4 separate regions of the Mus musculus genome follow, and all the other regions are linked to region 1. Evidence: chromatin loops called from intact Hi-C (ENCODE). Cell type or tissue: heart. All regions are shown on one strand.

What was found. Hi-C counts contacts between places; a loop is a spot of excess contacts. Peaks named below come from ENCODE experiments on the same cell type or tissue, not always from the same donor. Only the 100,000 strongest peaks of a DNase experiment are listed, where the experiment ranks them.
Region 2: a loop joins it to region 1, with 2.6 times the contacts of the local background. A loop is called at or near these places in 11 of 42 quality-filtered maps.
Region 3: a loop joins it to region 1, with 3 times the contacts of the local background. A loop is called at or near these places in 8 of 42 quality-filtered maps.
Region 4: it touches region 1 in a loop (3-fold over the local background); 15 of 42 quality-filtered maps call a loop at or near these places.

What each region holds. Positions count from the first base shown.
Region 1 is chr11:23,250,864-23,258,863 of GRCm38, reverse strand. Xpo1 (exportin 1) reads right to left here and starts at 2,823. Exons shown (of 26, transcript NM_001035226.1): 1 at 2,704-2,823; 2 at 2,147-2,220. In heart, a CTCF peak has its summit at 3,290; DNase peaks (open chromatin) are centred at 1,373, 1,823 and 3,163; H3K4me3 peaks cover 4,349 bases; H3K27ac peaks cover 3,636 bases.
Region 2 is chr11:23,064,778-23,072,777 of GRCm38, reverse strand. It overlaps Gm12059 (a long non-coding RNA gene), which reads right to left and starts at 7,714. Exons shown (of 2, transcript XR_872307.2): 1 at 4,361-7,714. In heart, a CTCF peak has its summit at 4,947; a DNase peak (open chromatin) is centred at 4,907; H3K4me3 peaks cover 1,566 bases; H3K27ac peaks cover 1,386 bases.
Region 3 is chr11:23,301,872-23,309,871 of GRCm38, reverse strand. It overlaps Usp34 (ubiquitin specific peptidase 34), which reads right to left and starts at 2,977. Exons shown (of 80, transcript NM_001190401.2): 1 at 2,856-2,977. The coding sequence starts at 2,898. In heart, a CTCF peak has its summit at 4,416 (motif pointing left); DNase peaks (open chromatin) are centred at 2,901 and 3,461; H3K4me3 peaks cover 3,215 bases; H3K27ac peaks cover 2,205 bases.
Region 4 is chr11:23,145,980-23,153,979 of GRCm38, reverse strand. It overlaps 1700061J23Rik (RIKEN cDNA 1700061J23 gene), which reads right to left and starts at 1,840. Exons shown (of 3, transcript NR_131065.1): 1 at 1,743-1,840. In heart, a CTCF peak has its summit at 4,026 (motif pointing left); no DNase peak of the experiment used is centred here.

The DNA of each region.
Region 1 (8,000 bases):
AGATTTGAGTTCCAGGCCAGCCAGGGCTATACAGAGAAACCCTGTCTCGGAAAAAGAAGAAAGAAAAGAAAAGAAAAGAAAAGAAAAAGAAAAAGAAAAAGAAAAAGAAAAAGAAAAAGAAAAAGAAAAGAAACAAACAAACTGGGCTGGAGAGATAGCTCAGTGGCTGTGCTTCCAAAGGACCCTGGTTCAATTCCCAGCACCCACATTGATCTGTAACTCTGGTTTCTGGTTTTCTGACACCTCCACAAAGACATACATGCAGGCAAAACACCAACAAAACATAAACTAAAAGTAAAAATAAATTATATATTAAAAATTAAAGAAAGCACCTGGGAGGTGAAAGGACAATTAACACCAAGGCCAGTGTTAAGAGATAAGACATATGCAATCCCAGAAGAGATGGAAGCACAGACTGGAATACACAGTGAGACTCTGTCTGTCTTAAGAAGGGAAAAACAGAACACTAATATACAAGAAAAATAAATCCCACTAACAAATAACTATTCTTTCCAATAACTTCAAGTGTCATAACTTTTACAGATTAAAACAGATTTTTCGAGTTTATGGTTAAAAATTGCAACCAACTTGTCTCAGACACTATCTCAATTTATAGTTCTTTAAAAAAAAAAGTAATGATTAAATGTTTAGTCAAATGACCCTACACTTAAGTCCTAAGTTTCATTTTCAAGTTGGTCTTCTCTAAGAATTCAGATACTAGACTCATGTGGGGGAAGGGGTGCAATCTAAGAATACTTAAATACAGTTGTTGGCCTTTCTCGGAACTAGCGGTTATCTTCCAACTTCAACTATAGGTAATCCAGAAATGGCGGCTCTGTGGTCAATGCCAAGCACATTTAGCAGCCCCAACCAAACAGCTTCCAAATAGTCATTCCACCGTCAGCCGTGACACCCACATTCAAGATACAGAATCATGCAGTAAGTAGTGCAGCTATGGAGGGATTGTTCACTTTCTGATTGGTTCACCTGTCTCGTTGGTGTCCCCCAATCCCAAATTCCACTCACTGGATTGTGAACTGTAGGAACCCATCAAACAATGCTGTGACTCTACAAGTGATTGTCCATATACCTTCAATGGCACTGCAAGCAGCAAAACACTACCCACCAGTAGCCATCTAAAAAGGTAAGTTCACAATGAGTCAAAAAACAAGATGCTACAAAAGACTGCTACTCCGTGTGTGGGCAATCGCCTGCTTCATTCAGTAAGAAACACACGCCTCACTAGGAAGGGACCGCCCTCCCCTGGCTTCCCACCCGAACGACTCTCAGCACTTCTAACTATAGCTCACAGGAGCACGCACTCACCCCGCCCATACTCGGAGGAGGCATTTAGACCCGGCGCCTAAGTTCACCGCCCTATTCTCTATGCAGCATGTCCTCTGAGTGATCCGAGGTCCCGCCTCGGCGAGTATTCAGTGCATCCTCTACCACCACTTCCTCTCCTACACCGCAAACTCAAGAAACCAGAAGGAGGAGCAGGGAGGGCATCATTCACTGTCCACGGCCAGCAGTACACGGTTTCACCAAGACATATATGCCCCGGGCGAAAACAACCTACAACACGGAACCCCAACTGCAGGCCCCCGAAAAAAAGAAATTAACTCCTCTTTCCTACTTCTTGTTATACACACACTCACAAAACCAACAACAACAAAAATCACCCACAAGGCTTTCGAGTTTCTTCACATAAGAAGGGACTCGGTAGCCCCTCCCTCCCCCATCCCAAGCTCTCCACCGAGGGGGCCACGTGATGCAGGCGGACGTTTCAATGCTGCTGCACTAAATATTTCTGGAAACTTCCACTCCTAATAATTTACAGAGACGTTCCCGAAATCACCCCCGACTCTCCCCAGCCCTTTGGACTGGGGAAGCCCTTCCACCCACGCGCAGGGGCTCAGCCTCACTACCACGCTCCTCGCCTTCCTCCACCGCCACCCGCACACGAAGATGACCCAGCAAGCGCTCCCCTCCCGCGGCCGCCTCCCCACCTCCATCACCGAGCGACAGAAGCGCTTCCATTCAATCTCAGGCTCCGCCGAGGGCCCCGCGCCCGCCGCCCGCCTCGCCTCATGCCCGCCGCGCCGCCGCCGCCCGACCCTCGGCCCCGAGCACACGACCGACTTACCCAGAAATTCAACCAACTGCTTCTTCCTTCCTTGTCCGGGCTTGGGGCGAGGGAAGGTGGGGAGGAGGGAGAGGGGAGGAAATCAAGGTGGGTTTCACAGTTTTCCCACCTTAAACAAAAAAGAAATTAAAAAGCAGAGAAGGGCAAAAAAAAAAAAAAAAGCTCAGTATTTACTATTCTAGGGACAACTCCACCCAACACACACTCACGCACACACACGCGCGCACGCACACACACGCGCCCCACCAAAAAGGGGAATTAATCCGAGAAATAAATGCTCCCGCCCGGCTGGGGAGGGAAGGAAGGGGGAGGGGAGCGGGCCAGTCCGTGAGACAGAGCCCAGGACCCTCCAGCCACAGGCGGCGGCGGGAGCAGCAGCGCGAGTCCGTACGGCCGGGGCCGCTCTGCCGCCAGTTGCAGTCCGGCTCCCCCTACCACACAGGGCTCCCTCGCTCACGCCGCTCCGGCGCCGGGCCCCCCCACCCGAGCTAGCCTAAACTTTCCCCCCTTCGCGTGCTCCTCAGCGACTGGTGCCTCCCCCCTCCCCCTCGGGATGGTTGCACGACTGCTGCAGCAAAGGCTGGAACAGGCACGGCCGCCGGGGCTGTAGCTACTGTTGCTCTTGCTGATGCTGAAGCTCCCGCTGCTCCTGCCGCGGCCGCTGCAGCCGCTTCTCCCCCTCCTCCTAGTGCCTCAAACTCGGAACCGGTTGAAACCGGTTCAGACTGGGAGATTCCATCTCGGTTGAGTTTTCAGCCCATGGCGCCGCGGAGCGTTTGGAACCTGGGCCTCCGCCCCCAGGCCGCGCGCCCATTGGTCGGCCCCGGCCACAGCCGCGCCATCAGCCTACCTCTTATTGGTCGGAGCGCCCGTCAATCCCACCTCAAGGCTCCACACGAGCCTGCCGCTTAGGCCCCCGCCTCTTTCCAGCAGTGATTTGCCCGCAGAGTGGGGGAGGGGAGGCGGGGCGGGACGCAAAGGAGTGAGGGGGGGGTGGAGGAAGAGAAGGTGGGACGTCGAACAGAGCCCAGCAAAGAGGAGAGCGGAGAAGCCTCACAGAGGATTGGCTTGAGTGAGCTGTCAGTCAAGTGCAGCCCGCCTTCTACATCCCTTTCCCCTCGAGTGGCTCCCCCTCTCGGTCCCTCGCTTGTAAGCCCGGCCTTTCCGGCTCGCCCATTGGCTGGGCGCCTTTGGTGACGGAGAGGGTGGGGTTCGCCCGTGAGCAGAAGGCAGCGCGGGTTTGAGCGCCGCGCGCGTTGCTCGTCTTTCTGCTTTCCCCCCCTCCCCGTTCCCTGGCGGCCCGCCCCCTCGAGCTCCCGCCAACCTCAGGGGCCTCGTCCTGGGGCCCCAGCATCCGCCCTTAGGATGGGGTCTGTGCTCGGAAAAGGGAGGGCACACCCTGTTTCTACATGGAAATAGACGGCCGCGAAGGACCGAAAAGAACACATAGGTGCCGGATGGTAGGCCCTGGGCCTTGGATCCGTTGTAGAGGCCTGGGTTTGGGCACCGCATGGGAACGTGAATAGCACGGGCCGAGGTTGGCATAAACGGGCGTGCAGTTTGGGCGCCTGGAAACGGTTGTCTAGTTAGTTATTGGACGAGCCTCCTTAAAAATTTAACTCTCTACCGGGCAGAGGTGGCGCATGCCCTTAATCCCAGCACTTGGAAGGCAGAGACAGGGATTTCTGAGTTCGAGGCCAGCCTGGTCTACAGAGTGAGCTCGAGGACAGCCAGGGCTACACAGAGAAACCCTGTCTCGAAAAAAAACAACAACAAAAAATTAACTCTCCCCAGACTGCTTCAACAAGAAGTTATTTCTAAAAATTAGTCCTAACACATTGAAAATCCTGTTGCTAACTTAACAATGCGTATAGACAGATTTTGTGCCAACTTCTTTTAACTTGGTGCGTGCCCTTATTATGCCACGCCCCTAGGTTAACCCATGGCTCCCAAGTGCCAGGTCAGTTTTGCTGATTAGGGTTGCTTAAAACAACCAGCAGTTGGGTGGTGGTGACAGAGGCAGAGGCAGGCAGATCTCTTGAATTCAAACAAGCCTGGACTACAGAGCAAGCTCCAGGACAGCCAGAACTACAAAGAGAACCCTATCTGGGGGAAAAACAGCCAGCAGTCCACCAAAATCGACTGGTCTGTTGTGCCACAACATTTATTAAGTCAACACAGTTGACCTGGCATATTGCACAGGCCTGAACTCCCAGCACTTGGGAAGAAGTGACAGGAAGAATAGGAATGCAAGGCCATCCTCAGCTACAGAATAAATTCAGTGTCAGCTGGAGGCAGAAGATGCTATCCCTATACACAAAAACAAATATTCGGAACACAGATCTGACACTGCTTATACATTTTCATTACCTTCAACAGTTAAAAACAATCCTACCCCCAAGGATAGAGATATGGAAATGTAAATAAACTAAGTCGAATACCTGAATTCAATGGGTATGGAAGACCTTATGTGCAATGTTCTATTTAATTCTTTATAATCTCGTGAGGAATTTATTTTGTTTGTTTGTTTGGGTCAGGGGCTGCTTGGCACAGCTCCAGTGAGGAAATGAGAGCACCTTGTTGAGTTAATCCATCGGTTCCTTTTTCTTTTTTTGAGACAGTGACTTGGTGTATAGCCCTTGTTGGCTTAGAACTGGCAGAGACCATCCTGCCTCCGCCTCCCTAGTGCCACTGTATCCTGTGACTAAATAAATTGCAGGCTGACCTTAAATTCAAATTTTCCTCTGTTTGTCTCTAGTGCTGACTGGAATTACAGGTATATGGATGCCTTTCTGAAAAATAGCCTTTGTGGCTTGGCACAGTGGGACACACCCTTAGTAGAAAGACTGGGGAGGCAGAGGCAGGCAGATCTCTGTGAGTCAAAGGCCAGCCTGGTCTACATAGAGAGTTCCAAGCCAAACAGACCCTGTCTTAAAAACAAACAAACAAATCGTATTTTTCCAAGTGTGGTGGTTCATGCCTTTAGCTATGGCTTGCTGTGGTGGTTTGAATAGGTATGGCTCCAACATATTCATAGAATGCTTGTCCCATAGGAACAATTAGAAGGAATGGCCTTGTTGAAATGGGTATGCCCTTGTTGGAGGAACTGTGTCACTGTGGAAGCAGGCTTTGAGGTCTCCTAAGCTCAAGCTATGCCCAGTGTGGCACACAGTCTTTCTGATGCTTGCAGATCTCTCAGCTCCTCCCGAACCATGTATGCCAGCAAGCACTCTGCCATGCTTCTTGTCATGCTGATACTGGACTAAACTTTTGAAACTATAAGCCATCCCCAATTAAATGCTTGCTTTTATAAGAGTTGCCATGGTCGTGGTGTCTCTTCACAGCAATAAAATCCAAACTAAGACACTTGCCCAGAGCTTTCTGTTGTTTTTGAGACAAGGTCTCTCTATGTAGATCTGTATGTCATAGAACTGGCTGTGTAGACCAGGCTGGCCTTGTACTTACAGAGATGTGCCTGCCTTTGCCTCCTGAATGCTGGGATTTAAGGTACATGCAACCATAACTCTTGCTGGCCTAGAATTTGCTGCACATACCTAGCTGGTCCACTGTCTTCCCTCTCTCTTGAGAGCTGATCGCAGGTGGAAGCAACCACTCTTCATCTCTTCAGTATTTCTAGATACAGGATAGTCCTACCCCAGTGAGACAGTATTTGAACAACCCTGAGACTCTGTCTCAAAACAAATCAAAGAACGTTTCCTTTAAAATAAATCAAAAGAACATTTCCAGCCAGGCACTGGTGGTGTGCATCTGTGATCCCAACTGTGAATGAAAACTCCTGAAAAGAAACTTTATGTGCAAAGACTGATAAAAAATTCCAGTACTGGCCAGGTGTGGTGGTGCATGCCTTTAATCCCAGCACTCGGGAGGCAGAGGCAGGTGGATTTCTGAGTTCGAGGCCTGCCTGGTCTACAGAGAGAGTTCCAGGACAGCTAGGGCTACACAGAGAAAACCTCTGCCTCCACCACGCCCGGCTAGAAGAGCCTGTCTTAAAAAAAAAAAGAATGAAAGAACAAGAGAAAAAAAGAGAGGGGGAGGGAGGGAGGGAGGAAGGAAGGAAGAAAAAGAAAGAAAAGAAGAGGCAGTCCCTCCAAGTCACAAGTCACCATGAAGTTTGCCTGGGTCTCACAGTTTTTTGGCCTGAGCCAAAAAAAGCACAACTCTTTTTAACTTTCTTTCCTTTTTCTGTTTCTCCTCTCTTTTAGTTGCTGGCCAGAACTAAGCATGCTTTTTCTGCTACCCTGAGCTCCTGACTTGTTTTCTTTCTTTTCTTGTTTTTGTTTTTGTTTTGTTCTTTTTTTCAAGACAGGGTTTCTCTGTGTAGCCTTGGCTACATGGTTGCTTGTCCTCTGATGCCAGCTTAATTAGCATGGCTTCTCACCTCCTTCATTCTCTTCCTGAGATGGGAGGAGGGAGGCAGCTGGAGAGATTTATAGGTGTATTAGTCAGGGTTCTCTAGAGTCACAGAACTTATGGGTCATCTCTATAGAGTAAGAGAATTTGTTGATGACTTACAGTTTGTAGTCCAACTCCCCAACAAAGATCAGCAGCAGCTGTGAATGGAAGTCCAAGGATCTAACAGTTGCTCAGTCCCACAAGGCAAGCAGGCAAAGACCCAAGTATCTTCCTTCTTCCAATGTTCTTATGTAGGTCTCCAGGAGAAAGTGTGGCCCAGATTAAAGGTGTGTGCCACCATACCTGGAGACTTGCTTTGTCTCAGATGACCTTGAACTCAGAAATCTCCTTGCCTTAATCTCCTGGGATGCATAGCTACTTTGCCAAAAGATCTCCATGCCAAGATCCAGGTCAGAACTTGTATCCCCCAGCCTTAAGATCAGGATCCCAGTTGCCAAAACCTGATGCTATTGTAGATGCAGGGAAGTGTTTGCTGAAGGGAGCCTGATATGGCTGTCTCCTGAGAGACTCTGCCAGAGCCTGACAAATAAAGAGGCAGATGCTCGCAACCAGCCCTTGGACTGAGTCCCCTATGGAGGAGTTGGAGAAGGGTCTGAAGGAGCTGAGGTGGCTTGCAGCCCCATGGGGGGAGCAACAGTGTCAACTGGCCAGAACCCCCCAGAGCTCCTGGGGACTGGACCACCAACCAAAGAGTATATATGGAGGGACCCATGGCTCCAGCTGCTTATGTGGCAGAGGATGGCCTTGTTGGACACTAGTGGGAGGAGCAGCTCTTGGGTCTGATGGGGTTCGATGCCCCAGTATAGGGGAATGCCAGGGCAGGAGTGGATGGGTGGGTTGGGGAGCACCTTCATAGAGACAGGGAGAGGGGGGGATGGCATAGGGGGTTTCTGGAGGGGAGTCCTGGAAAGGGCATAACACTTGAGATGTAAATAAAATATCCAATAAAATATAATATATATATATATATATATATATATATATATATCAAGATCACAGGTGATCCTTCCATTTCTGGATTGTAATTCATTCCAGATATAGTCAAGCTGACAACCAGGAATAGTCACTACAACAGGTTCCCAACTGTAGGAGCTTTTTCTTCTAATAAAATCGTCTTTGAGCTGAAAAACAGAAAAGAAAGGTCAGCAGAGCTACAAATACAAATAAATAAATATATTAATTATTGATTAATTTTAAAAAGGACTGAGGCTGTGCTGAGCAGGAGAGCACCCACCTAGCATGCACAATGCCCTAGGTTCAATCGCTAGTACCAAACACCAAACAAAAAAAAAAGTATACAATATTGTCTGCCAATGTCAGAATCAGAGCACATTACAGATAGGTTAGAATGGAAATAGCAATAAAGTGTAATAGTTCCAGGTCTGTAGAGGGAGACCCTGCCTGAAAACAAATGGAAGGA
Region 2 (8,000 bases), 190 kb after region 1:
AACACAAAGTCCAAATCCTAATGTTTCTGATGGAAGAACTTTCAAAACAAGGCAGCATTCATGCTGTGTGTGCTGTTCACTGCTCTTCGGATCCTTAGTAGAGAGAGCAAAATCGGGAGCAAGTGAGAGCAACTTTAAAGTTACAAACATAGTATGTCTCAAAGCAGTTGTTAAACAGATTAGTGCGATTAAAAAGAAACCCAGAGGGCTGGAGAGACGGCTCACTAAGAGCCCTGGCTGCTCTTCCAGAAGACCTGGGTTGAATTCCCAGCACCCACATGACACCACCATCTATAATTCCAGCTACAGGACTTCTGACAACCAGATACAGACACACATGCAGGCAAAACACCAGTGCACATAAAATAAAATAAATTATTCAAAAAGAAAGAAAAGAAAAGAAGAAAGGGAGGGAGGGAGGGAGGGAGGGAGGGAGGGAGGGAGGAAGGAAGGAAGGAAGGAAGGAAGGAAGGAAGGAAGGAAGGAACCTGGAGCAGGAAGGGTGTCCTGAGGGCAGCCATGAAGGGTTCCACCTTGTGGAATGCAAAGTGGGACTGAATGTCTTTAGCATTAGGAGATGGCCATGAGCCAGAGCCACAAGGGGTTGAAAAGTCCTATGACATAAAAATGATGTGTGGCTGTCAAAATGACTAGGGTTGAAGTTGCGAAGGTTAATACTAGCTGTCAACTTGCAAGAATTTGGAATAACCTAGGAGACAAGCCTCTAGGTAAGTCAGTCAGTGAGGAATTCTCTAGATTGAGTTAACTGAAGGAAATCTACCTGAAATATGGGGGCACCATTGCATCAAAGGAGGCCCAGACTGAATAAAAAGTAAGTTGAACACCAGAACTGATCTCTCTGCTTCTCCCGCAGACACATGTGATCAGCTGCCTCACACGCCTCCTGCCGTCCCCTCATCCTCTTACCTGCATGGCAGACTGTATTCCTCAAGTATAATCTGAAATAAGCTTTCTTCCCCAAAGTTGCCTAGTCATCACAAACAATAAGAAAACTAATACAAATTCCAACCAAAATCGTAAGTCTTGGGTCTCACTAGGTAGCTCTGGCTGGTCTTGAACTTGCTTCCCAAGTGCTTAAAGGCATGCACCATTACACCTATCTAGTTCTTAAGACTGTTATCAACCGGTCGTGATGGCGCACGCCTTTAATCCCAGCACTTGGGAGGCAGAGGCAGGCGGATTTCTGAGTTCGAGGCTAGCCTGGTCTACAAAGTGAGTTCCAGGACAGCCAGGGCTACACAGAGAAACCCTGTCTCAAAAAAAAAAAAAACAATAAATAAATAAATAAATAAAAATAAATATATAAATAATAATAATAATTAAAGACTGTTATCAGGGATTCGCACTACTGAAACTTTAAAAACTAAAGGTGCATTAAACAGAGCCAGTGAGATTGTTCAACCAGAAAAAAGCACTTGACCCACAAGCCTATTGACCTAAGTTGTAGAGGAAATGGGGTCCTTGTGCTCACAGATAAAGCACTAGGAAAGGTAGGAATGTTAAACTCGAAGGGTTATCTATTCAAGAGAAGAGATATATAACCTGTTCTGCCCAGAAGGCTAGGAATGGAAGTAGTAAATAGCTTGGTGATCTGTGTGACCTGTGGGGCCAGGCCACACCTGAATCCCACTGACTATTATGTTCATCCCAGACTCTTACTCCAGAGACCTCTAGTTTGAGCACTGTTTCCCAGTCAATAGACCCCATCTTCATGGAAGATGTCATATGGACTTTACAAAAGGGTTTCAATGTAGTCATGCCTTGAGCTTTAACATGCACATGGGATTTGGTTAACTGTTACCAGGAAACTTTTTCCAAAGCTGTACTGTACTTAAATGTGCCTAGAATAAACTGCCCAAGATCAGACTTTAGAGGTGTGAACGGACAGCAGCTACTGAGTGGAGCTGAAGCAGATGTCTTTCTTGCCTCACACGGACGTCACTCCCGTTACTGCTCTGCCTGCCATAGCATTTGCAGGGATGCTCACACCGAGTGTCCCACACACGAAAAGTAAAAGGGGAGAGGCAAGTCCACAGAGTTGTCCCCTGACTTCCACATGCATCTCATGGCACACGTGCCTTCTCATCATCCACACACAAATAATAATAAATATATTTTTAAAATTTGATGGCCAAGAAAATGGTTCAGCAGATAAAAGCACTTAGTACAAAATCTGACAACCCGAGTTCAATTCCTGGATCCCATGTAAAGGTGGAGGAATGAAGCAGTTCCATGACACTTTCCTCTAATACACACACATGTGCGCACACATACTAATGACACACATACATATATACATACACATGCACATGCACACTGACACACATATATGCATACACACATGCGCATACATACACACTGACACACATACATACATACACACACATACAAACATACACACACTTAAACATATTCTCTCATGCACGTGCATGCACACACACACTTGCACATACACTCACACAATAATATATACAAATTCAGAATAAAACAATTTTTTAAAGATTCACTGAAACAGTATTACTGTTCAGTAGCAAATCAATGGAATAAACGGAAAGGCACATTTGGAAAGTTAGGGTTTTGTAAAAGCAGCATTTTCTTTTCTGTCTGTCTGTCTGTCTGTCTGTCTCTCTCTCTCTCTCTCTCTGAGACAGGGTTTCTCTGTGTATCTCTGTGTATCCCTGGCTGTTCTGGAACTCACTCTGTAGATCAGGCTGGCCTCAAACTCAAGAGATCTGCCTGCCTCTGCCATAACTGAGCATCGTATCTAGGATCTGGAAGATTCTAGGCAACATACTTTATCACTGAACTACATCTCCAGCCCCTCTTTTCCCTTTTACATTTTATTACATTATTTTACTATGTGGAAAGAGATGCATATCACAACTTGTCAGAGTTGGTTCTCTCCTTCCACTATGTGGGTTCTAAGGATCCAACTCAGGACCCGAGGCTTCAAAGCAAGGGCCTTTACCAGCCAAGCCATCTCACCAGCCCTTTTTTAAAAAAGCTTTTTATGGCCCGGCATGGTGGCGCACGCCTTTAATCCCAGCACTCGGGAGGCAGAGGCAAGTGGATTTCTGAGTTTGAGGCCAGCCTGGTCTACAAAGTGAGTTCCAGGACAGCCAGGGCTACACAGAGAAACCCTGTCTTGGAAGAAAAAAAAAAAAAGAGAAGCTTTTTGAAAACTCCTACTCTGTGGGAAGCCACATGTGCCGTTGCAGAGTGGCACTGACTACTGCTGGCCACCACGCATAAGATTGGACAAACAACCAATGTGTACATATGCAGTAAAGTTTTTTGCAAAGACACTGCCTGGCCCAGGCATGATAATGAGGTTCTGTAAGGTACGGAGAGTATAACCAATCAGATGTGAGACATGCAAATGAGGTATGATAATGAGGTTCTGTAAGGTACTGAGAGAGAGTAGCCAATCAGATGAGGAACATGCAAATGAGGCTTAGTGCATAACCAATCCGGGTGTGAGACACGCCCCTCCTAGGCCTATAAAAGCAGCACCAGTTCTTCCTGGCCAGTCGAGCGCGTGCAAGACTACTCCTTTTAAGTAAACTTCAAATGAAGTAAACGACATATGTGCACATGTACAATAAAAACCCTGCAAGTGTATACGGAAATGCAATCAGGTAAGCAGGGAGTTGGAGAGGGACGGAAGCTTGATTAGGTATGCCTACCACAAAGTTAAAACCTTTCACAAACTAAACCTTACTGGCTTTAATAGCCAAACGATTTTTGCAATCTTTAAATAAAAGTTAATATTGCTAATATACAAAAGCACTGTAAGTTTTAAAAATGTTAATACCTCGAATATAAAGAAAACAACTTATAAGCAAGGAATTCATAAAGAACCAGTAAGTATATGGAAAGTATTCAGTTTTATACCTAGGTAACAAAATGCAAATTCATACAAGAGTCTGACAAAAGGCTGACTAGTAACAGAATGATTCATGCTGTCACGCAGCATTCTAATACTTACTGGGAAAATGCATTTTAATAAGAACACTTCTAGGAAGCCTCTGTTAAGGTTCAGAATCTTACAAATGGGCATTCCCTTTGATCTAGCAATCTATCACTGCTTGTAGAAATGAAAAATTGTAAATACCTTAAAAGCCCAGTAACTATGGGTTCTTTAAACAACTAGAATAGCCATACGACCACTTAAAATGTATCTAAGACCTGGAAAAACAGGTACCAAAAACCCCTTTGTGCATATTTGAAAACTCTACATTTACATAGCAGTATGACAATACCCTCATCCTTGTGGGTTTTGTGTCCCACTCTGGTGGGCAGAGCCACCTTAGGTAGCCCAGGCATGTCTCAAGCTGACCTTGACTATACCTTTGGTTCCCAACGTAGACGATTACTTCACTTAATTTCCCCCACTCCGTGGTTTTTGACACAATCTCGGTATGTAGCCCAAGGTGGAGTAGAATTCGCAGTAATCCTCCTGCCTCAACAACGCCCGTCATTTTTTTTTTCTTTTATTGCTTAACTATTTCGGATATAATTGTGTACTGTTGGAATGCTGTTCGCATAGCAAACTGAATTTTTTTAACGCATTATTTTTAAAACGAGGCGATGAGAGAGGCGTTGCCAGCACCATGCCGGGCTCCGGAAAGGTGAAGGGCTCAGCGCCTTAGAAACAAGCCCCCGCACCAGGGGATTAAGGGCCACGGGGGATGGGGGGGAGCCGTGACGGCTGAGGGAGGGACCTCTAGCCTTCTGAGGAAGTGCGATCCCTCTTCCCGCTGGAGTGCGCGCCGCCCGCGCCTTTATTGCGGAGGTGTGGAGAAGAGCGTGGGAACAGCACGCAGGACAGCCTCCCGCTCCAGCGTACAGGGCGGGCGCCGTCAGCGCCGGTACCAACGAGACAGGACCGCGCTGCGTGCCTAGAGCGGCCCTGCCGCTGTGCGCGTGTGCAGAGGCGGTCCAGCCCGGTGCGCTCAGCGCTAGTGGGCGAGGTGATCTGTACCCTGACTGAAGGTCTAGGGCAGTGCTGACGCGAGTTCGCAAGGCGCGTTCGTGCTCCTGGTTGGTAGGACCCAGGGGCAAGCGAGGCTTTCCTCAGAGCCCTAGGATGGGAGGTGGAGGGAGACGAGGCCAGGTTCTGCAGAAAGAAGGCTCAGGCTAGCCCTTGAGGAAGAGTGAGGAGCATCGGGACAAAACGGCCATCCTCCAGACCCAGACGCTGAGTATGGAGACACCTCGGCCAATCACTCTATTGGAAAACCAAATAGAACAAACCTGTTTGGGATGAAGGTTGATAACCAATTTGGAATGATGTGTGTTGAAACGAATGGATTTTGGTTTTGAGGCATTAGCAGGACATTTGAGTAGAAGAGCTGATAGGAGATTTGTTTTAGAAACTGGGTTTACTCTGTAACCCAGGTTGGCCTGGAGCTTAGTTTTCTCGGCTTCTCAGAGCAGAATTCCCGCCTTGTGCCGCCACGCCTGGCTGAAGTTTGGGAACATGGACTGTGAATGTAGAATGTAAGGTGTAGTCTGCAGCTCAGGAGAGTCAGCTAAGTGACAGTTGTCTATAGTCATGTTTACAGGCTCAGTGTTTAGTCCCTAGCAGAAAAAAATTGAAGTAAAGCAATGTAAATGCATTGTCTTGACTAAAAAACTCCATAGGGATTGAGTGGTAAGTTTGACATAAAACTATATATAATTTCACAGAGCAGACAAGAATCATGAAGTTTGGGGGGCGAAAAACTTTGGAAGGCCTGGAAGCCACATAGGACTACCAAGTCAGACATTTTCAAACCAACCAGTTAAATAATGGGCAAAGGAAAAAAATCAGAAGGATGCCCGTTTATTAATTATGGCATATATCCTTGCCTGGCTTAACATAAATTATGTAACTGATAGAAACATTATACTTAAATGATATTTACCCATTAGCAAGAACAGAATTTTAAGAGGTTTTACTTGTAAACATCAGGACCTTTAACTACATCTTGAGGGTTTTTTAAATGAAAATTCGCAAAATCAAGTTGGACTAACTAATGTGTATTTTAAGTATGAGACCTTAAATTTCTAATTATGAGGATTTTTTTGTGGGTGGGAAGATGATTCAGTGGTTAGGAGTATTTCTTGCTCTTACAGAGAGCCACTTTGATGCCCAGCATCCATGAAGGGCAGCTCACAACCGCTGTGAGACTAGTTCCAGGGCAGTTACAGGCATGTGCTCTCACACACACAGTTATTTTTTTCGATTATGAGTTTTTTCCTAAAATTGTTCGAAAATTAAACTAGTGTGTTTAGTTAGAAATGTTAGAAAGTGGTGTGTGAGGTTGCTGGTGGGAAGAGGGCATGGCAGTGAGCCTGACTACCTCAGTTCAGGCTCCAGGTTCCACATGGTGGAATGAGAGCAGCATCTCCTGAAATTTGTCCTCTGTCACCCACCCCTGCATACACACAGAAACATGAGAACACACTGGAAAAAGAGAAGCCATGAATTCCTCTGCCCAGAGTTAATGCCTGTTAATATCGTAGTGCTAACATGTGTTCTCCCTCATGGTAATGATTATGGAGTCAGTAAACAGTACATTTGATAGAGAAGCAGAAGCCAGCCTGTTTGGAGGTCAGGATTCTGAGGGGATTACTTGCTTATGAGTTGGATTACCATCAAATGACCATATGTTTGTTACTTTTTGCAAAAAACAAAACAAAGCCCTAAAATATATTTTTTCATTTCAATCAGGAAAACCAAAGATTTTGGGGGAAAATATATTATGAACATTTTTTTCACATTAAATAGTCTATAGTTATATCATTGATTTTTAAAATAGTTGTGTAACATTCGTGTTTATGCACATATATTTGTGTGTACATCAGAGGACAGCTTTCAGAAGTTGGTTCTGTCCTTCCACCATGTGTATTCTGGAGATTGGACTCTGGCCATTTTGTGAAGCTTGGTGGCAAACACTTGCTGAGCCATCTCACCAGCTCAAATTCTCAATTTAAAAAACAAACACACCTCAAAGGGGATTTTGGTTCAACGCAAGAACACTTAAATAGGTTTGTTTTCTGTGAACACTGTTTAAATTGAGGAAATACAAAAGCTATCAAGCCCGAAGACAACAGTGTTAATGCAGTCTTACTGGAAAAAAAAAAAAGACAGGATCTAAGTGGAGCGGAAGAGGGCTGTCAGAGTAAAGCATTGAGGTATGGTGGTATTGGCCTGTGTTCCCAAACTGTCCTGGGGGTTGAGGCAAAGGGATGACAAACTCAAGACCAGTTGGGCAACTTAGATCCTATATCAAAATAAAATCTCCATGTGCAAGGCCACATGTTGATTTCCCAGGACTTCAGAGGGAAGTGGGGGTAAAGCAACTGCAGAAAGGCTCACAGAGTGGAGCTACCACCTCAGTGGGAGGGGACTGAGAGAAGATCAGGGAGCTGATTAGAAGTCTGTACAGTCTGGCTAGAACTGGTTCAAGTCACCCCAGTTCTGTGAGAAAGAAGGTATGTATTTGGTGGGGAAGTTAAATGAGAGGGCCTGGGTTTTTAAACAAAACCTGATCAAAGGAAAGTCTATACTGACTGGTGAGTACTGACTTTCTCCTATTGACTGTTCTTAGCAGCACTCAGTAACCTCAGCTAGAGAAGAGCCTCTCTATAAAAGGGCCTCTGATTTCATACCTCAAGGTGACATTTTTACTATTCTAACAAAATGGCCTGGCTCCCGAATTCATCCATTCTTACTGTCTTCAAAGTAGTAAACTGCCTACATAATCAGTTTATGCAGGCCTCTACATAGGCCTCACCTCTCTCTGTAGGCCCTGCCTTCTAGAAACCAGAGGAAAGCCTCCTTGTCCCTCATAGAAGCAGCAGCAGCCTAAAGATCTCTAAATTGCTTCCAGAGTGACTCTGCCCTTTTCTGGAAGGAGGAGATGTTCTCTAGGCTGCAATAGTCGCTCTCATCTACACTTCACTGTCTGTGGCTTCATTTCCCACACTCA
Region 3 (8,000 bases), 51 kb before region 1:
CTACCCTACCTCTTCCAATCTCAAGTTCTCTTTTCCTTAATAAATTTGCATTTGAGCCCCTTAATAATAAATAAATTGCCACTACACACCTTTAAGAGCAGCACTCAAGAGACAGAGGCAGGTGTATCTCTATGAACTGAGCCAGTCTGGTCTACACAGTGAGTCCCTGGAGTCAGGGGCAGAGAGAGAAAGACCCTGTCTCAAAAAACAAACAGGAAAAAAAAAAAAAAAACGCAAATGGTTTGAGGAATTGATTTCTGAACTTTGAATCCTGGTTGAATAGTCATCTTTGCACAAGCAACGGGGAAGAAAAAGATAGCCAATACATAATTAGCAAATGAAATTACAAGAAGACATATAACACACTTCAATTTTAAAGCTGATTTTCTAGAACTCTAAGGGATCTGATGCTCCTTCTGACTCTGAGGGCACACGGGCATGCATCTGGTACACTTATACATATAAAATTAAATTTAAAAATCTAAAATTTAAAAAAAAAAATCCCTGATTTTCTTTGTTGTTTTTGTTGGGGGGGGGCATTCCTGGGGGCTGAAGTGCTGGCTTCACCCACACTAGGCAAACACTACCACTGAGCTGTATGCCAAGCACTCTTACTTTTTATTTTGAGACAAACTCATCTTGTAGCCCAGAAAGATCCTTGACCTTGTGGTAGCCCTGCCTCAGCTTCCTGAGTAGCTGGGATTACAAACAAGCCTGTACTAGCAGGCCAGGCTAATTCAACGAGTTTTAGTCCCAGTTCAACCACCATGTTCATCCTGAAGCTCCATCCATCTTGCACACTGGCAAACATTAATTACCACAGTGAAGTAGAATCTGTCCTGTCCTCAAGAACTCAGTATCATACTTGGGGTGGCGGGGGGGGGGGGGGGGGGACCGCAGTGAAAATACAGTTTTGAAACAACATCTCACTACATATGAAAGCATTTAAGACAACTACGGTGGTTTAAAAATATATATATCTCCTGAGATGATTGAAGGCTGATTTTCCAATGAGCCTTAAAGAAAACACTAAGCATATAAGTAAGTACCTTTGGGAAACACTGACTGACACAATTTCAAGACAATCATAACACCTTTTTATTACTAACTTACATGCATGTGTGTGAGAATGTGGGGACCCTGGAGTAAACCCACTCCCCTGAGAGATGTCACCAGCCCTTAAAAAGAGTATCTATCTATACCATGCAAAGGTCATCTCTTCTCAAGTAAATTTTCTTTAGATACTATGTTTACAACATTCCTAGTTAGGCTTAAAATGTTTTAAATCACACCCTAAGGGGGCTGGAGAGATGGCTCAGTGTAGTTAAGAGCACTTGCTGCTCTTCCAGAGGACCTGGGTTCAGTTCTCAGCACCTACATGGGGCAGCTCACATCTGGGGCAGCTCACATCTGCTGCAACTCCAGCTCCAGGGGACCTGATGCTTACTTGGGCAGCTGCACTCACAGGAATATATCTGTAAACAGACACACACATACCTACAGAATCTTTAAATCACTTCTCCCAAACTATTTTTCCTAAAGTATACTAAACAATTAAGTACTTTCAAGTTGGAGAACAGAGAGTCACAATCATCAATGTATTTCTAAGATACAAAATGTTTTACTGAAATAAGTACTAAGGAACTATGTTTACCATATCACTTCTACCAAGAATGAAATTTATGTCAAAATAGGAATAACCTTATAAAATACTAGGAAAATGTAGGATGACACAGATATGGGAAAATGTAGTTTGAATATATACAAAACACCTACTTTAATCTGTCAGGAACTAAATACATAGCTGAAAATAAATTATAAACCTTTTAGCCATTAAAGTGAAACTCAAGCACATAATAAAGTAAAAATTAAGCAACCAAAAGGGAATTACAATCTACAAATAGACTTTTTAAATGAATGAATTAAAAGGAATAAGTAGTTTCGAAATCTGTCAAAATATCACACTGAATATAAATTCCAATACCTCAAATGAATATTTGTCACAAATCAAGTTTGTGTAAATTATCTTTTCATCTAAACCACCTCTGGGCCCACAAGTGGCTGACGTGCAATATTCCCTGTTTCTTAAGCAGAAATGCAATCTTGCAAGGCCAAAAATAAAATATGTAATACAATAATAAAGAATAAGGAGTAAGGCCTCTCATTTTCAGAGACAGACCATGACTAACTCGGGGTGGTTGTCGTTGGTAGAGATCTCCTTATAATAGACTTTACTACTTAAACGACGAATGGTACTAAAGAAATACTATCACCTTTATTTTTAATTAAGGTAAGACGGTTCCAATCATCACTATTGCAGTTCAATTTCTGCTATTTAAGGGCTGGCAGATGGATTGAATACACCCACACACCCTCAAGGGATGGAAAAATCACCACCCTTCTCCCACGGACTTTAACGAAAATTAGCAGGTAAGCGAGGCCTCCCCAGCACGCTGGAAATCAAAGAGGGCGGCCCTGAGGCTCGGACTGCAGAGCAAAGCCTAGTCCTCCGACCCCACCTCCCCACACCTTCCTCGAAGGGGGAAAGGGGCGGAAGGGCTCATTAGTGCCTTCATTAATTGACACCTGTAATGAGGAAACTTTCCGAGACCGCCCAAGCCGGACCCGGCCGGGGCTGCGCCGCGGCCTCTCGGGCGCCCAGGTAACCCGGCGGCCTGGGCCCGAGGCGCCGCGACGGCCGCCGCCACCACGCACCTTCCCGGGCACACAGGCCCGTACGCCGGGCCGGCCCGGTCGCCGCAGCCCGCAGGCCGGGAAGGCAGGCAAGGCGGGAGAGCACAGCCCAGGGACCCCCAAACCGTGCACCCCGACGGGTCCCCTACCCGGCGACTTACTTTCATTTAACACCTCCACCAGGTCTGCGCAGTTCTCGCACATCGTTCGGCCGCCGCCCCCCCCTCCCCCGCTTAGGATCGCGCTGACTGATCCCGACCGGCGGGGGGGAGGGGACGGAGGCAGGGGAGGGGGCCGGCCTGCCGGCGGGGCGGGGAAGCGACGAGGGCGGGCGGCGGCGGCGAGGACGGGGCGGGGAGCCGCGGGTGGGGGAGGGGGCCGGCGGGCCCGGGAGCGGGAGCGGGCGGGGGCGAGGAGGGGGGCGAGGGGAGCGCAGGCCTCAGGGGCGCCTAGGCGCCGGCGGCGGGGGAAGGGGGAAGGACGGGGGAGGGGAGAGGGAGGGGTGGGTGGGGAGAGAAGCAGCAGAGTCACTTCACCACCGACCAGACGCCGCGGCCACCGCCGCCGCCGCCGCCATTTTAATGGAGCGCTCGGGCTGCGCTCGGCTCTTTCCGCCCAGGCGAAGGAGCCGAAGAGAGGCGCCTCGCGCACTCATTCCTCCGCCCTCCTCGCTGCCCCCGCCCTCCGCCTCTCTCCGCACACACGCCGCACGCCCTGCCGGAGCCGCTGGCCGCCCTCCCTTTCCTCTTCCGTCCGGCCTCCCCGCCCTCGGTCCACCCCCTGTGCGCGCTCGCCCTCCCCGCCCAGCCGGATCTCTGTCAGCGGCCGGAAGGGGAGCGCGCCGCCCGCCGCCGCGGGGGGAGGCGGGTGAGTGGAAGATGGCGGAGGCTGCGGGCGGGTCGCGGGTACGCGGCCTCTCCCGCCCCTACGGGCTCCGCGCTCCGGGAGACTCGGCCGGAGCCGCGACGGATGGCCCGCCCCGTCCCCTGCCGCGGCGCGGCGCCTCCTGATCTCCCGCACCCCCGAGGGGAAGCGGTGAAGTTTGCCTGTCCTTCGGGTACTTTGAGGGTGGAGACGGCCGCGGGTCAGCAGATGCTGGCAACGCCGCGGCTCGCTCCCCACCTGGCTTCGGGAGAATGGAACAGCCCAGGGCGCGTCTTAACCTGAATCCCTGTTTATCTCAGCCGTGCGGTTCTGTGAGGCTCATGGATCCTCAGCAGTGAAACACCTTGACAGGACTAGAAATGGCGCGGTTGAGAAACCGTGACACCTCGTTTTTACGCACGAGGTCTTACAACGTGTGTGTCTACCCATTCATTCTTCATCGGAAACGCTCTATTAGGCTTTTTCATCAGAGAGAGACAGCGAGAGCTAGTACCGTGAGGAACGAAGCCTGGCGTGATGGTTTACGACAGTACTTCCTAAATGCAGGCAGGAGGGTTGCTCCGAGTTCGAAGGCAGCCTGAGCGACTTTTATAACCCCATTTGCCCAGTGCCAAAAGAAATGGAGCCAGGAGTGGAAAACAAGTGAAAGGGACACCCAACTTAAGTTTGGTATTGCATTAAGAACTAGAAGCTCGGGCTGGTGAGATGGCTCAGTGGGTAAGAGCACCCGACTGCTCTTTCGAAGGTCCGAAGTTCAAATCCCAGCAACCACATGGTGGCTCACAACCACCCGTAATGAGATCTGATGCCCTCTTCTGGTGCGTCTGAAGACAGCTACAGTGTACTTACATATATAATAAATAAATAAATCTTAAAAAAAAAAAAAAAAAAAAAAAAGAACTAGAAGCTCAGAAAGATGGCTCAGCAATAAGAGCACTTGAAACTCTTGCGGAGGATCCAGATTCAATTCCCAGCACCCACATGGTGCTCATAACCATCTATATCCTGTTCCAGGGCATTCGAATCCCTCTTCAGACTTCTGCGGTCACCGTCCACACTCCTAGCACACACACACACATACATACATACATACATACATACATACATACATTAAGGCAAAAAAAAAAAGAGTAATTTTTTAAACAATTTTTACAGGACAACTTAGTGTTAGTTTTTACCTTCACTAATTTCTGTTTCTAAGATACTTCCACAGGGATATGACAACAAAGTCTGAAAGGTCATGTGCATGACCCCAAACCAAAACTTGAGCACATGTTAATGAGGGCCCCGGTATTAATCTTCTACGATGTCTTGTCAAGGTGTGTCACACTTTTTCTGTGCACTAGAACTGCTTCTAACTTCATGCTGTTTTTGCACGGCGCTATAAAGTTTCACTCCAACCTATTCCTGTTATTTCCTATGAGCTTTGTGAGTTGTGTAGCTGTTTTCCCTTCATCCTTCTCCCATCCTCTCCCCACTTAGAGTCTTCCTATCAATGATTATTGACTCAGCAGACATCACCTTCAGGCTAACCTTTGTCAGCCCTCTTAACAATCTTTTTTTTTTTCTCCCAGTACATCCCAGGTTTTTTGAAATGCCATCAATGAACCTTGATTTGAAAAAGACCCACTATCTAAGAAATATTTTTAAGTTGTTTTAAACTAAGTCTTGGTAACCTGGTATTTCTAGGGTTGTTCTATGCCTGAAACATAATTTAAATATGGAAATTAATTGAAAATATAAAGGCTTTTTTTTAGTATTGGTGTAGTACTTTTTTGAGATGCACTTTTGCTTTGTTAGCCCATGCTGACATAGAATTCAAATTCCTCATGCTTCTGCCTTCTAGGGACTGGAATTACAAGCAGGTGTCACTATATACAGCTATACTTTACCCACAAACCCCTGAACATTGAAGTTACAAATAGGATAAAAGCTAACCTTAAAATTGATATACAGGGTAATAAAATCTGGGCCACTAACTAGGCAGAGGTGGTACACACTTTAATCCTAGCACTCAGGAGCCAGAGGTAGACAGATTTCTAAGCTCAAGGACAGCCTGGTCTAGAGAATGAGTTCCAGAACAACCCGGCTACATGAGGAAATCCTATCTTGGAAATAAATAAATAAGTAAATCTGTGTCTCTTCTGCTTTGTTTGACCAAGTGTCTAACCTTAGACTGCTTATGTGAAAAAAATAAAACTTTCTGACCAGTCTGGTAGCACATGCTTATGTGACACAAATAAATGCATACACGCTATAGTAGTAAAAGTCTATACTTGCAGTATTTGGGAAGCAGAAGCAGGATTGTCACACATCTGACCCTCCTGGTTTACATGCTGAGTTCCAGGCCATTGAAACTGCTTTAAACAACCGTGTCTCAAAAAGAAATAAGCTGGGATATAGTTCAGAATTAGGTAGCTTGCTTGACATGTATATTATCTCAGTTCAATTCCCAAAAATACACATACATAGACACACAAATGATCTGAGAATCTGGAAAATTATTGGTAGAAAGAATGGTTATTCCATTATCTACATCAGGGCTCAATAACTTTGATTAGTAAATACAAATAGTGAACATTTAGATTATAGAGTGTAGGGGCCCTAGTGATTAAAACCTGTAAATGAAGGGGCTGCAAATAATGACACTGTCTCAGAGGAGAGGACTGGGGAGAGGGCTCGTGGAGCAAAATGCTTGCTGCACAAGCATGGTGAGCTCTCTTTGGAACCCCAGTACCCTTGGAAATGTTAAGTGTGACAGTAGATGCCTGTAACTCTAACCTGGGGAGATGAGGAAAGGGAACAAGGCAGGAAAATCCCTCAAGTTCAGTGGTTGATGAGACAACTGTCTAAAATGGCTTTACATTCAGTAAGAGACCCTGTCTCCAAAAGGAAAAAAAGAAAACAATGAATGATCTGGACACTGGGATCAAGTAGTTCAAAGTACATAGTGCTCTCACAGAGGACCTGGTCAGTTTCCAGCACATTAATGGACAGTGAACTTGAAAGGTGTACAATTTTAACATGTTACAAAAGACTGCTATTGTATATTTTCTCTCATTTCTGAATGTTAGCTTTGAATATTCAGACATATCTGTTCCATTGGAAATATCCATACAATTCAGGGGTTTAGTAAGAAGCGATGGGAAAGAGACTTTAAAAGAGGGAGATAAACTGGCATGGTGGCGCACGCCTTTAATCCCAGCACTTGGAAAGCAGAGGCAGGTGGATTTCTGAGTTCGAGGCCAGCCTTGTCTACAGGACTGTGAGTTCCAGGACAGCCAGGGCTACACAGAGAAACCCTGTCTTGAAAAAAAGAAAGAAAGAAAGAAAGAAAGAGAGAGAGAGAGAGAGAGAGAGAGAAAGACAGAGAGAAAAGAAAGAAAAGGCAAAGGCCACATGGAAACCTACTACTATAGAAGCTTCCTAAATTAAATACATGTATGAAATGAGGTTTTAAGTTTGGAGAATGGCTGAGCTCTTTTTTTTTATTTTTTTAGATTTATTTATTTATTATATGTAAGTGTAGCTGTCTTCAGACACTCCAGAAGATGGAGTCAGATCTCATTACAGATGGTTGTGAGCCACCATGTGGTTGCTGGGATTTGAACTCCGGACCTTCAGAATGCCACCATCAGAAAAGCAGTCGGGTGCTCTTACCTACTGAGCCATCTCACCAGCCCCATGGCTGAGCTCTTAAGAGCTGCTCTTCCAAAAGACCCAAGTTCAATTCCCAGCACCCACTACTGGCATCTCACAACCACCTGTAACTCAAGCTCTAAAGTAATATAACACCTCTGATCTCTGGGAGCACTTGCACACACACACATAATTTTCCTATAATGGGGGAAGGGATACCCCACCAGACACCACATGCTAGCAAATGAAAACTGTGGAGTCACAGAAGTCCCTAAAAGCACCATAGGCTATTGCCAGTACTCTTAGCCACGCTCCAGAACTTATTTCTATTTGTGAAGATACCACATACTGGAGTCATGGAAAAGTCCACATTGGCGATATATACCTTTAATTCCAGCACCTGAGGCAGGGACAGAGGCAGGTGGATCTCTGTAAGTTCAAGACCAGCCTGGTCTACAGAGATAATTCTAGGACTGGCAACCCAACACAGAAACCCTGTCTCAAGAATCAACAATAAAAGAAAAAGAACATGGAAAACATCAAGCTAGAACTCACTTGGGAGCTGCATCTCTACTCTCATGGTCCTGGAAAGTGTTGTGAACATTGAAAGAAGAAAAGGGTCAGCTGGACAGTGGTGGCACACACCTTTAACCCAGCACTCTGGAGGCAGAGGCAGGTGGATTTCTGAGTTTGAGGCCAGCCTGGTATACAGAGTGAGTTCCAGGACAGCCAGGGTTATACAGAGAAACCCTGGCTCAAAAAAACAAAAACAAAAAAAGGTC
Region 4 (8,000 bases), 100 kb after region 1:
AATCCTTAACAAACATTTCTAGCAACAGCAGGTCAAGTATCCAAATATATGAGCCTCTGAGGCCACTTTCATTCAAACGACCACACCAGACTAAATATAACTTTTGTATTTGTCAAAAGTTTTTTGTTTTGTTTTGTTTTTTCGAGACAAGGCAGCCCTGGCTGTCCTGGAACTCACTCTGTAGACCAGGCCGGCCTCAAACTCAGAAATCCTCCTGCCTCTGCCTCCCAAGTGCTGGGGTTAAAGGCGTATGCCACTGGCTATCAAAAGTATTTTTGAGCTGAACTTGAAATGCACTTGCACTTAGTCTTCAAGGGCAAAGCTAACCTCAGTGGTGACTAAAACCCAGTGAGTCTTTTAATGGCTCATCACTGATAAGACTTGGATGGTTTAGTCTTGGACATAAGAAATGTCCCTAAAAGTAGGGAGAATACATGCAATCATCAAAGGTAGTCCAAGAATGCAAAGCCCATGGTTTCAATAGGTCAGAGAAAGTGGGACAGTGAAGATAAACTCCCCGAGAAAGGACAGGCTCAGCTGTGTTGGCTGCTGGCCAGCTGAAAAGCTCAAAGAAGGTGTTCTTACAGCCACAGCGCCATCTTTAAAGACCCCAAACAAGGTGAAATGAAAACTTTATTCTTGCTGGACAGTGGTGCGCTCTCCTTTAATCCCAGCATTTGGACGGCAGAGGCAGGAAGATTTCTGAGTTTGAAGTTAGCCTGGTCTACAGAGTGAGTTCCAGGACAGCCAGGGCTACACAGAAAAAACCCTGTCTCAAAAAACCAAGAAAGAAAAAGAAAACTTTATTCTTATTTCCTTTTTCTGAGGAGCCACACAAACGGCAGAAACAAAAGATAGGAACCATTTCCTGAGCCGTGTCCTCATACCCTGACAAAGCTCCCGAGAGCCACATGGCCAAGGAAGTTCTAACACAGATCTCTCCTGACAATCCAGAATTAGAAAGCAATAGATAAGAAAACCTTGTATAAAATACAAGTGACCAGAAGCAACTTAGGTAAGGAAAGGGTTTCTTTGGCTGATGGGCAACAGAGATTCATCGCTGAGGGAAATCAAGGTAGGAGTTCAAAGAGGAGACTGAAGCAGAAACCAGAAAAATGCTGCTTACTGGCTGGCTTTCAGGCTCTTCATCAGCTATTCTTCTTATATGACCCAGGCCACTGGCCCAGCAATGACAATGTCATGGCCTCCTACATTAATTAACAACAAAGAAAATGCCCCCAGACTTGTCCACAGGCCAGTCTCATGGAGGCAGTTCCTCTACTGAGGTTCCCTCTTCCCAGCGGGTCAGGTTGGCAGCTGAAACTCATCATGACGCCTCACCTTCTTAATGGGGAGGGAAGCACACAGAGATCTGGGAATGCTAATAGTTGTGAGAATTCCTACCATGTTAGACTTTTTGGTTTTGTTATGAGTGGAGTCTCACTCTGTAGATGCAGGACTCTCACTGCAGTCTTTGCTGTGGCCAAACTTGTAGTAATCCTCCTGCCTCAAGCTTCCAAATATTGGGATTACAGGTATGAGCCGCCATGTCCTGTCCCATCTCTTCTGGGTTTTGTGCGGTTTCCCAGGAGCCCATCTGAAAATGTGGAGTAAATAAGGTATTGTGGATGGCTGTTCTCCCAGCATAGCAGCATTGCTGTCTTAGAGAAGCTGAGATTAGCCCCGAGATCCCACATCAGATCTGTTCCCACACAGGAGGGGTGCGGTCATCAGATGTTTACCTGAGAGTCCAGTCATCTCCTCTCTGTCTCTTTCACAGATGTCTGTGGATCTGCCCTAGCAGCATGTGACTTAGGAAGCTGATAGAGTACAAGAGAGTGGAAAGTTAGCTGAGGGGGACCCCATCCAGGCAGCTGTGGGGATGTTGCAGTCCATGCCAGGGTGTGGTTTCAGTGATGTAACTGAAGGCTGGAGACACTCCCACTACAGTGAGGTAAACAAATGGGCTCAGTAAGCTAGAATTGAATGGAATCATCCCTTTGGTCTGCTGGTGCTGCCCTGTCTGAGGTGAGCCGATGATTCTCCACCACTCTCAGGAAAAGTTCAGGGAACAAGGGGTGTCTCAGCCCTTCGGGATCCCATCTTTGTTGCCAGAGACTTCAAGGTGGAAAATTCCATTTCTGCCCTTTCTAGTGTCCTTGCTGGGTCTAAGATTAAATGGAGATGACACAGATTAACAGGAGAAAAGTATAATACAAATTTTATGTGACATGGAAGCCCAAAACAAACAAACAGCAACCCCTCAAAAGCCCTGAAGACTGAAAGAAACACTTATTGTAGGTCACATAATTACTGAATGGACCAAAGACAAATGAGCTGTAAAATTGTGGTTAGGTGCTGGGGCTGGGTAGGTGGAAGGCCAGGGCAGCTTACCAAGGCTTGTGTGTGTTCAGAACTCTCTCCTTCAGGGTGGGGGTGCTGTTGTTCTCTAGGGTGGGGAGGGAATCTTTCACACAGGATTGTCATCATCTGCTTTTAACAAACAACACTGAAGGTCAAGTGATTTTTAAAATTGGTATTTAACTTTTAATAGATTACTACTACTACTACTACTACTACTACTACAACTATTGGCTGCCACAGCACTACTTTTGTGAAGGTCAGAGGATAACATTTGGAAGTTGGTTGTCTCCCTGGTCACAGATCTCCAGCCTTTACTTACTGAGCCATCATCTCTCTCTTTCTTAAATTTTGGGGGTTAAAAAAGTTTACATATATATATATATATATATATATATATATATATATAATCTATTTATTTTGAGACACAGTCTCTTTGTAGCCCTGCTGTCCTGTTTTCCATATAGCATAGATCCACCTGCATATGGCTCCAGAGTACTGGGATTAAGGGTGTGTACCACCCAGCAACATATATATTTTGAAATTTTATTTAAGGTTATGCATATGTGGGGGAGGGCTGAATGTATATGTGTGTAAAGATATAGTTTTTTTTTAAATTATGTTCTCATACACATATTAATATATGTATGGAAAGAGAGAAGAAGGAGACAGTGTATGGAGAGAGTGTATGTGTGTAAAACTTGGGCTGGAGAGATGGCTCAGCAGTTAGAGCACTGGCTAGTGGGGTGGTTCCTGGAAGCACTATTTCCCTTTGGCCTCTGTGGGCACTGCACGCATATGGTGCACAAACATACATACTCAGTGCTCCCTCATACACACATAAAGTGAAAAATAAAGGAAGGAATTGCAAAGTGATGGCTTGCTGTGCAGACACCTGCCACTAAGCCAGAGTACCCGAGTTTGGTCTCTGGACCCAACATGGTGGAAGGAGAGAACTGACTCCTGCAAGCTACCTGTGACCCATCCACATGCACCCTCCATCACACAAGTACATCAAAGACATAATAGTAAATGTAAATAGTAAAAATTTGTTGGGGGGGATTAGCTTCAGCAACGACGTCATTTGGCTCACAGTGATAAAGACTGAAAAAAACAACAGGAAGTATCAAGAAAAGCACCAATCTGAAGGAAGCCTAATGTGGAGAAACTCCGTTGTGAAAAATGCTAAATATAAGGCCTGGAGACGTGTCTCTGTGCGCAGAGCTCTCGATGCTGCACAGGACCCCCTCGGAGTCACTCAGATGCTTTTACGCTTGTGTTTGATACCTCTGAAGATGTTATTGCCTGAACAATGAGGTTGGTGGTACCTGTCCTTAATCCCAGCACTCAGCAGGCAGAGGCTGCCAGATCTCTGAGTTTGAGGCTAGCCTGGTCTATTGAGAGAATGCCAGGGCAGCCACAGTGAGATCCTGTCTTTAAAAGAGGACTGATGATGATGATAATCTGGGATGGAAAAGGGGCACATCACCCTTTGGTTATATGAGGAAAGAGGACACACAGGTGACTTCCCCAAAGCGTTCTGTAATTGAGACTCTTGGAAACCTTGTCTTCACAGTGGTGAGTCCCCAGTTTGGAGACCACTGGGATAGAGAAAGAAAAGGGCTTATCTGTGTAAAGAAAATATTGCCACCTAGTGGTGACTCAAGTCATGAACACAAGGACCTAATGGTTCCCTTGACCTTTGAAAGGACATCTGTGGGAAAGACATTTGTTGGTTCAGCTCCTTTTTTTTTTTTTTCCAGAGAATAAGTTTTTCTTTAAATTTAGATTTATCTATTTGTTTTATATGAGTACTCTGTCACTGTCCTCAAGGGCATCGGATTCCATGACAGATGGTTGTAAGCCACCATGTGGTTGCTGGGAATTGAACTTGGGACCTCTGGAAGAGCAGCCAGTGCTCTTAACCTTTGAGCTATCTCTCCAGCCCAAGAAATTATTATTATTATTATTATTATTATTATTATTTTGGTTTTTCGAGACAGGGCTCCCTATGTAAACCAGGCTGGCCTTGAACTCAGAAATCGGCCTGTCTCTGCCTCCGAAGTGCTGGGATTAAAGGTGTGCACCACCACTGCCCAGCGGTTCAGCTCCTTGTATCAAAATACCCATCGTTGAAATGATATGTAACCCATTGTACCATCTACATCACGTTACTTAATATTCTGAAAAAGTCCCCTAGGTGATGAAGTTACTTCCACGCACAAGACCACGGAGGATTAGAGAAGGTTAATTAGTCCACAATTATATTTTTATTTATTTACTCAAAATCCAATTATCCAGCATTATTACACAAGTAGCATTATCTTAGGCTTCAGGAAGGGGCTTGGGGGATGGGTAAATTCAAAACACCTGTCCTTAAATTAATCATAATCTACAGTGCTGAATTACAAAGGTGGAATTGGGCTTTTTTGGTTTTTGTTTTTTATCAAAATCACTAAGACATGCCCACATTCTTCCCATACACCGTGGGACAGTAAACACAAGTGTAAGGATGTCTGGGTGACCTGAGCTTGCGGTGTGGAGGAGGTTGGCTCACTGGATGACAGTGTCAGCTGAAGGAAGGGCTTGCCCTCCGGTCCTCTCTGAACCTCCTGCTTATAACCTGCTGTGGCTTGGGAAGCAGATAATGAACTTTGTTAAAAGGTTGAAACTTTGATAAATATCATGAAAGTGAATAGCCCCAACCCCAGCAGCTCCCTGTGGAGTTGGGCACTGGTACTAGCACCACCCAAGACTCACATCTGTGTTGTTCTGTGCTGAGCTGTGGTTGCTGAGTTAGTCGGTGTGTTCTGTGTGGGCAGCACAATAGACCATTGAGCTGTAGTGAGAAGTCGATCTAGAAATGTTCTTTCTTATCTCAGCAGGCCCGCTTCCCGCCTTGTGTTTAGGATCTCCCTCCTCGGGCAGAAATGAAGGGGGTATTGTGTGTTTGATTTTTGCTTTTCCTGATCCTTGAACCTTCCTTTCAGTACATCTAAATGACACTATGGGCATGGGTGGCACTTGGAAGGAAGAGGCAGGTGGATCTCATTGAGTTGAGGTCAGCTTGGCCTATATAGGCCAGCCATGGATACTCTGGAAGACCCTGCCTCAAAACCAAACCAAAAACAAACCAAAACAACCCCCCTGTATATTTACTGTGTCTCTCTCCCTGCTGGAATGTGCGCTTCACGTGGACAGATGTTTACTTATCGGTTGGTTGAATCGGACCTGCCATGAGCTGAGAGCTCAGTCAATATTTGTGAATGAGCCGAGAGAAAACCGTCTCCCCGCCTCAGATGGCCACTCTCTATAAGCACAGCCATTCTGGCTCAGTTTTCCTAAACAGAGGCCAACTGCTTCACTTGACAGCTCAGCGCATAAAGCAGGGTTGCTACTGCCTTGGTTCAAGAAATGGATATCAAGACACCTGCCCAGGGCCTCCCCTTCTCTGGGACTTGAAATGAGATATTATTAATGAGGTGCACAAGGCTGGAACTTCTAATTGATGAGGCTAAGCCAAACATGCCCATAAGGGCCAAAGATGGAGACAATCCAGAAGAGAAACTACAGCAGCATCGTGAAGCCCCCATGGATGTTGGTCTTGTAATGGAGCCTGGCACTGAAAACTCACAGCTAGCCTTACAGAAGATGCTGTGAACCAGCTTAGAACAAAACAAAACACAAAACCCAGGATCTCTATACATAGCTTTGACCATCCTGGAACTCACTATATAGACCAGAAATCCAGAGACCTGACTGCCTTTGCCTCCCAAGTGCTGGGATTAAAGGTGTGCACCACCACACCAACATATCTTTATTTTTAAAAGAGATACAGAAAAATCTTTACAAATGAGCTAACATAATGTCTGGAATTTACTCCAGGTTGATCCCAGCGGAGATTGAAATGAGGCTGACCATGGTAAAGATTGTTTGGTGTGCGCATAGAAGAAACTCATTGTACGGGTGCTTATTTTCCTGTGCTAAAAGTTTTCAGTAATAGGTCAGAATGAAAACATTAATAGAAAATGGAGAAAAAAAAACAGTAGTTCTCCTGGTCTTCAATATATCAGACCCAAAGCTAATACCCAAACTTCAGGAGGTGTGTTTACAAGACCATGAATCAGACATTCAGTGTCTGAATCCCGACAGCTGGAAGCTTGGGAGAGGAGTCACCCTCACAGACCTCGGGGACTTACAGTATGTGAAGAGCCAGGCTTTATCCTACTCTTTCCAGGAGACCCAGACTTAGAAATGGGCTAAAACCAACGGGCTTCATCTATCGTTGAAAGCTCCTGTGCAACCTGATTTCCGAAGAATTTTGGAATCAGAGTGTTTGGCTCCAGTTCCAGCAGTGCCAAAACAATGACCAGCAGAATTCCTGAGAGCGATTAGACTTGTATTGAATGGAGGTAAAGAATGCAGTTATCCAGGATAGAGCAGATGCTGTGCAGTGGAGCTCTGCAGGGATGGAAGAGGGAGCTGTGCATCCAGGTTTGATGTGGTAGGCAGCAACCACATAAGGCTACTGACTTGAAACATGTCACCGTGATTAAGGACTGGAATGCCCATAGTCGCAGTGTTCAGAGGTGGAGGCAGACGGTCCTGAGTCCATCACCATGCACATAGCAAACAGAAGGCGAAGGAGCTGCGTGAGCCTCTGTTTCCAACCGGCAAAAGCAGCTGTGTTTCATGTTTCATTTCATTTTAGTTATTTTTAAATTTTTGTTGTTGCTGCTTGATTTGTTTTAAGATAGAGTCCTCTGTAGTCCTAGCTGACCTGGAACTCATCATGTGCACCAGGCTGGCCTCAAACTCATAGAGCTCCTCCTGCATCTGCCTGAGTAGTAGGACTAAAGACATCTGGCCCAGGAGTGTTTTTGAAACTGTTTGTTTTGTTTGTTTGTTTTTTTGTTTGTTTTAAAGATTTATTTATACTACTTTATGTGCATGTTTTTGGTTTTTTTTTTATTTTTTTTGGTCTGCATTTCTGTATGTATACTATATGCTTGTCTGATACCTATATAGGTCAGATCTGGAACTGGAGTTATGGATGGATGTGAGCTGACAGGTGGGTTCTGGGAAAGGAACCCAGGTCCTCTGAAAGAACAAGTGTTCTTAACCACTGAGCCATCTCTCCATTCTTTTAGCTGCTTCTTGAAAGGTTTGTTCTATTTTTGATTCTGTGTAGATGTATGTATCTCTGTGTGGTTATGTGCACATTGAATGCAGGTGCCCTTAAAGGCCAGAAAGGGGCATCAAATTCCCTGGGGCTGAATTACAGACCCAAAGTGAGTGCTGGGAACTGAACTAATGTCTTCTATAAATGGACCACAGGGCCCCCAATGGAGGAACTAGAGAAAGCACCCAAGGAACTAAAGGGAACTGCAACCCTATAGGTGGAACAACATTATGAACTAAGCAGTACCCCGGAGCTCTTGTCTCTAGCTGCATATGTATCAAAAGATGGCCTAGTCAGCCATCACTGCAAAGAGAGGCCCATTGGACTTGCAAACTTTATATGCCCCAGTACAGGGGAACCCCAGGGCCAAAAAGGGGGAGTGGGTGGGTAGGGGAGTGGGGGTGGGTGGGTATGGGGGACTTTTGGTATAGCATTGGAAATTTAAATGAGCTAAATA